Linked DNA regions of Homo sapiens: region 2 is linked to region 1. A link is a contact called in ENCODE Hi-C or POLR2A ChIA-PET data. All regions are on one chromosome and are shown on one strand. Each heading gives the region's core, a stretch centred on a gene start or an enhancer-like site at or near the end of the contact. The rest is flanking DNA. Distances are from core to core; before and after follow the strand shown.

The links. A loop is a pair of places that touch in the nucleus more often than their neighbours do. ChIA-PET counts read pairs that join two places held with the same protein, here RNA polymerase II (POLR2A). Pooled maps may share reads with other maps.
Region 2: a loop to region 1 is called in a map with no recorded cell type, with 2.4 times the contacts of the local background. The contact joins two enhancer-like sites. A Hi-C loop is called at or near these places in 2 of 37 single-sample maps with no recorded cell type and 2 of 50 pooled maps. POLR2A ChIA-PET finds 5 or more read pairs at or near these places in 1 of 52 experiments (naive thymus-derived CD4-positive, alpha-beta T cell).

What each region holds. Positions count from the first base shown.
Region 1 is chr21:33,970,158-33,973,304 of GRCh38, reverse strand. It overlaps LINC00649 (long intergenic non-protein coding RNA 649), which reads right to left. Exons shown (of 3, transcript NR_038883.2): 3 at 2,119-3,147. Among named protein-coding and RNA genes, the nearest start is that of LINC00649, 41 kb to the right of the region's middle. RefSeq lists a silencer at 1,243-1,537 and an enhancer at 936-1,625. Within about 2 kb of position 1,669, at least 3 of the 41 ENCODE cell types and tissues checked have a DNase peak (open chromatin) inside an H3K27ac peak, as active enhancers do.
Region 2 is chr21:34,543,749-34,546,810 of GRCh38, reverse strand. The region is part of intron 1 of RCAN1 (regulator of calcineurin 1); the gene reads left to right. Among named protein-coding and RNA genes, the nearest start is that of KCNE1, 33 kb to the right of the region's middle. RefSeq lists a silencer at 2,625-2,774 and an enhancer at 1-3,062. Within about 2 kb of position 1,575, at least 24 of the 41 ENCODE cell types and tissues checked have a DNase peak (open chromatin) inside an H3K27ac peak, as active enhancers do.

The sequences.
Region 1 (3,147 bases), core at 420-2,919:
TTATTGAAAACAAGGGACTTGTGTGTGTCTTCTCTTCCCATTAACATCCCAACTGCCTGGTGAACAACCAGCTCGAGGAAAAGAAAAAGGAGATTTGCTGCTGTTGCTAGGACTAGGGCCCCAAATACATTAAGGCCCTTGATGGGGGAGTTAAGCCTGCCACCGTCCAGCGTTATGGGGTAAGCAAGCACTATCAGGTCTCTAAGTGGTAAACATAATTTTCCCACATGGGAGACACTAATCCACATCATGCTGAAAGCAAAGTTATAAAGTGCGGCTGTCCCACCCCACCCACCCCACCCCATCTCGGTCATGAGCATCCAGGTGCCTTTTCTTTTTAGAGACAGGGTGTCATTCTGTCACCCAGGCTGGAGTACAGTAGTGTGATCATAGCTCACTGCAGCCTCGAACTTCTGACTCAAGCCATCCTCCCACCTGCCTCCTGAGTAGCTGGAACCACAGGCACATCCCATCATGCTTGGCTCAGTTGCGTTTATGAAGCTTCTTCCACTCGGCTCTGAGCCTTGCTCCTGGAGTCATCCTTCGGCCAGGGCTGCTGGCACCTGAAGCCACTCTGGCCCCTGAACATCCCCCAGCCACACTAGTCCTGGCTCTCTTCTTCACGATGTCCATCAGGCAGAGACCAGCCAATGGGAGGTCAGACCCACCCTCCTCTGAACTCAGTGACATGTATGGGCTTTCATTATGTGCCTCTTCACAAATTTTATCTTTTTTCATTTTTGTGTCCCTTAGGATAGGAATTCCTAGCTCTACTTAATAGATGAGTGTGGGGCCGGGCATGGTGGCTCACGTCTGTAATCTCAGCACTTTGGGAGGCCAAGGTGGGGGAATCACCTGAGGTCAGGAGTTCAAGACCAGCCAGGCCAACATAGTGAAACCCCATCTCTACTAAAAGTACAAAAAGTAGCCGGGCGTGGTGGCAGGCGCCTGTAATTCCAGCTACTTGGGAGGTTGAGGCAGGAGAATTGCTTGAACTGGGGAGGCAGAAGTTGCAGTGAGCCGAGATCATGCCACTGCACTCCAGCCTGGGTGACAGAGCAAGACTCCATCCAAAAAAAAAAAAAAAAAAGATGAGTGTGGTAGGCAGAATAAAGTCCCCCAAAGACGTACACAGCCTGACCCCTGGGACCTGTGAATATTTCCCTCTGTGGCAAAAGAGACTTTGCAGAAGAGACCAAGTCAAAGATCTTGAGATAAAGATATTATTCTGGATTATCACAGCTTCTAAATGCAACCACAAGTGTTCTTATAAGAAGAAGGCAGAGGGAGATTTGACAGTAAAGAAGGCAATGAAACAAGGTGCTGTTCTGCTGGCTTTGAAGATGGGGGAAGAGGTCAACAATCAAGGAATGCAAGGAATGCAGCATTAGAAGCTGGCAAAGGCAAGGAAATGGGTTCTCCCAGAGCCTCCACGGGGATCTTGGTCCTACCAACATCTTGATTTTAGCCCAACGAAATTGATGTCAGACTCCTGACCTCCAGAACGCTAAGAGAATAAATGCATGTTGTTTTAAGTCCACACGTTTGTGGTGCTATATTACAGAGGCAATAGGAAAGTCATAAAATGAGTAAACAGAGACACGTAATGACTTGCTTCAAGTCACGCAGCAAGTCAGTGGAGCTGGAATTCACACTCTGGCTTTTGGATTCTAAGCCTCATATTCTTTCTGTTACACCATGCTGCTTCTGAGACTCTGCAGCAATTGAGAGTGTAATAATCGGGGAACAGATAAATTAGGTAATCAGTGTGTGTGTGTGTGTGTGTGTGTGTGTTAGCAGGATTAGACAATAGGGTACGAAAGAGAACATGTCATTGACTTGTACTTATCTCTCAAACTATCCAATGGAAAATTGAGAAACACCAAATACAAATTATAAAAAGGTATCATTAAGCTCAACATTTTGCCTCTGTTTTTCTGGTCACAGCGCAGTTGGTCTTCATATTGCAAAATAGTGATGATCTTGTTCTGTCCACGTGTTCACCTAAAGCACTGGTCTTACAGAAGGGTTTGAAAGAAAACAAATGGGCCAGGTGTGGTCGCTCACATCTGTAATTCCAGCAGTTTGGGAGGCCAAGGAGGGTAGATCACTTGAGATCAGGAGTTCAAGACCAGCCTGGCCAATATGGTGAAACCCTGCCTCTACTAAAAATACTAAAAATTAGCCGGGCATGATGGCACACGCCTGTAGTCCCAGCTACTCAGGAGGCTGAGACAGGAGAATTGCTTGAACCCGGGAGGTGGAGGTTGCAGTGAGCTGAGATGGCACCACTGCACTCCAGCCTGGGAGACAGAGTGAGACTCCATCTCTAAAAAAAAAATAGAAAATAAAAGATAAATAACTGTTCCTTGTGAGCCCTAACAAATAACAGAAAGTGTATAGAATAGATGCAAGCCGGGACTTGGGTCCTGAAGGCCAGAGTTCAATGTTTGCATTTCCTAAAGGAAATCTAGGGCAATCACATCTCTAACGGACAGCGGTCACTTTCGTGCCAGAGATAAGCCTTGAGCTCTTGCTCACTTGGTACATGTTGCATTTTCTCCTTCATTTTTAACTCCTCAGGAACCCCTAGAATGGTAAACTGGGAAGTCACCTCATTTAACTTAACAAGGAATCTGGGGCCCAGAGAGCTTAGGGGTGCCTCAGATGCTACTGGTTATGACCACGATCTGATGGGTCATCGTTACTTGAAGGGGTGAGCAGAGGCTTCGCTTAACTTCCTTAAGGCTCTCAATGGAAGAACCGCAAGTGTCTGTCCCCTTGTCATTTTCTGAAAAAGCAATTTATCATTAAGTCCTCCCTGTTGCTGAGCTATTCAATACTTTTTTACCTGTAAAAACTCCACTCTGGTTAGTTACTGCTTGGACATGATACCACAGCATTACCTGAGAGGTCACAACACATTTTATGTCTTTGGTCAGAAATAGAAAAACAGAAGCACAAGACCCCTAGCCAGAAGATGACAGCATGCCAGAGCTTAGTGTCACCAAGCTTTCCTTTCTATTTTTGGAAGCTTTAACTTATTAGGCAAACGTATCATCCAACAAACACTGGGAAATGTAAGTTGGAAAGGTCCCGCTAGTTGATTAAATTCCCTCATTCTCTTCCAAGGCTCTCCCCCAAAAC
Region 2 (3,062 bases), core at 326-2,825, 570 kb before region 1:
TTTTTCCATATCTAAAATGGAATTGAATGCTTCTTGTAAAATGTACATCTCAGGGAAAAACCCATTGCTATTCTAAACCTGCTTCCTCCTATTCTTCAGTTCCTGGTACGGTGGATGTTGTTTGCGTCTTCTGACTTCTACCCTCTGAGTTGGAGACTCATAATTATTGTTAGTATGTGAGCATGCAGTGTCTGTCTTTAAACTGCTAAGACGGTGTTGCTTTTAAGCGACAGCGATTGTTTTCTTGTTCATGTTTGTGCTGTCTTCTTTGCGTCAGCTCCTAAAATAGAGGGGAGTTGTGTACCTGTTAACAACGTGTTAACAGCATTGTTGGGGTTTTTCAGACAATTTAATTGTACAAGTAAATTATTTTAAGTTAGAGCCTATTCGTTTGAAACAAAGAAAATAGTTTTTACATTTCTAAAAAAAAAAAAAAACTAATAAGTAACTGCCAACAAATGCTAGACTATATACCTGTAAAGTCAGCATTTTAATGTCATTTTCTTCTAGAGCCAGAGTTTAGTAAGTTCTTGGCCTGCTGGGAAGAAATGTAAGGAAGAGAGTGTTGTTAGGTGGGGATTTTTTAACACAAAAATATAAACTTGCCTGACGTGATTTCTCGCCATTTTCTAAGTCACTGAAATGTTTGTTATCTATTTTATTTCAGTAAATCACTTTCTTTTAGCATCCTTCAGATGGTCAAACAGCATGTTGTATCTCTGAGAAATCTCATCTTATTAAAGATTGACTGATGTCCTTCAACATTTCTATGAGCGTTTTTCAACCCACAGAGATCCAGTTAAGATACAGACAAATATCAGGATCTTCTTAGGACCTGTTTGAAATGACATGTTTCAAAGCAGCTCTGTATTAAAAGAGGTCATTCTTTTCTGTTGAACAAGAAATTAAGTGAATGCATTTGGTGTGCTGGGGCTATTCTTCGAATGTTAGAGCAACCTGTTTCATTTTAGGGCCTGGGGTCATTATTCTCCATGGGTGGCACCGCTATCCTCCCAGTGGCATTTGAAAATCCTTGCGAGACTTTGTGGTTGCAGCAAGGACTGGGGGAAAGCTGCTGGCATTTGTAGGGAGAGGGGACTGACCAGCAGGGAGGCTAAACAGTCTAGAGTGCAAGGGGCAGGGCCATGCAAGGAGAAGCTGTTTCCTCCACAATGTCGTTAGTGTAACTGCTGAGAAACAGCGGGAGAAGTCACAGGCTCAGGGAACACAAAGGATCTTTGTGCCTGGCCTGGCCAGCCCCCCACTTCTTCAAGGAAGCATACTGGGGGTCACATCTATTTTCTCAGTGTTTCCCTTTCACCCATGCCCCACATTGCAGCATTTTTCATCAGAAACCACAGGAGCCCAAAATACACTTCCTCATTTCTGAGATGCCTTTCTTAGTCAGGGCTGAAATTAGTTTTCAGTGGACACCCACACTCAGGCACTGTACTAGCAAAGCCTTTTGTTAGAAACTGTCACACTGGTGTTCAGATTGTCCTCTGCCCGAGTTTTGGAAGGGTGGGTGACAAGGGCCAGCAAATAGTCAACACTGCCCGTTGTGCAATGCTGTGATCTCCCTCTGAGAGCAAGAAGCAAACTTGAGGTGACACTGAAACAAGGGGCGGGGGCACTGAGCCTGCTTTCGTAGCTTTGCTTTGCTTTTGCCTCTTGGTTTACTTTCTATGGGGAACATATCCCACTAAGAAGGCTGGTCCAGCCCGCACCATGATGGCAGGCATGGGACTCGGGAGACGTGGTCCCAGAGGCTCTCGCTCCACTGATGGTGAGGAGTAAATGACACAGTAGGCTTTGCAGAAGTGAAGTCAGAAATCAGAGGGCTCCATCTTTCAACCACTCCCTGGCCTTCAAGGATAGATCTTGGAGTTCACGTCATACAGTCTTTAAAAGGCTCTCCTGCCCACAAGGTGCCCTCACTACCCCTCTTCCACGTGCGTCCCTCGCACTGCTGTTTGCTGAGACTTACAGCCCCGTCCCATGTGTGACTTTTACTCCAACCCGAGGCGGGTGCTTCCTGACAGCAGGGCTGGGTCTCCTTTACTTTCTATCTTGGGGACCAGCAGTCTCCTCTGACAAGGAAGAGATTCAGCAAAGGCTCGTTGAGACCAGCCTGGGTGACACAGTGAGACCCTGTCTCAAACAAACAAACAAAAACCAGCAGAGTTTCTGATTCAGTAAATATATATTAGTTTTCTATTGCTGTGTGACAAATTACTACAAATCTAGTGGCTTACAATGCCCATTTCTTAGTTGACAGGTCTGTAGGTCAGAAATCACCATGTGCACAACAGGGTTCTCTGCTCAAGGTTAACAAGGCTGGAACCGGTTCTCTCCTGGGCTGCGTTCCTGTCTGGAGACTCTTGCGGAGAATCTGCTTCTAAGCACATTCAGATCCCCGTGGCCACTCTAGCTCCTTGAGGCCACTCTCAGTCCTTGCCACATGGCCCCCTCCATCTTCAGAATCAGCAACAGAGAATGTCTCTCCCATCCTTTCTCCGACTTCAGAAAGAACCCGGTCCCTTTTAAGTGTTCACCCCACATAATCTCCCAGGGTAATATAACCTAACTGTGGAAACAGAATCCATCACAGAGTCCCGGGATCATGCAAAGCTTGTCCACCAGGGGGCCATTTGAGAATTCAGCCTACCACAATAGGTAGGGCAAGAATTCTGGCAAGTTGCCAAGTAAGGCAGCTACTGCTGCTGTGGCAGCCACAGTCTGAAAAGCACCTACCTATGCACATTCTACAACAACCTTTGACTTAGATTGTTCCCAAATTGCAAATGAGGAAACTGAAGTTCATAGGATTCAGTCTAGAGATAATATTCATAGCACATAGTAACTGGTACCTCGTGGGCACTGACCACTCCGAATGGCTAGCAGGCAACTGACTCTGGCTGTCAGTGCCACTGTGGTCATCTTGGCCAGCACCACCAGTTGACTGAGGACCCCCAGCAAGTAAGGACTGCAGCCAGGGTTCCTGCCCAGGCCCATCTGACACCCAAGCCTGAGCTTTGGCCACTTCACATGCTAGGATTAAA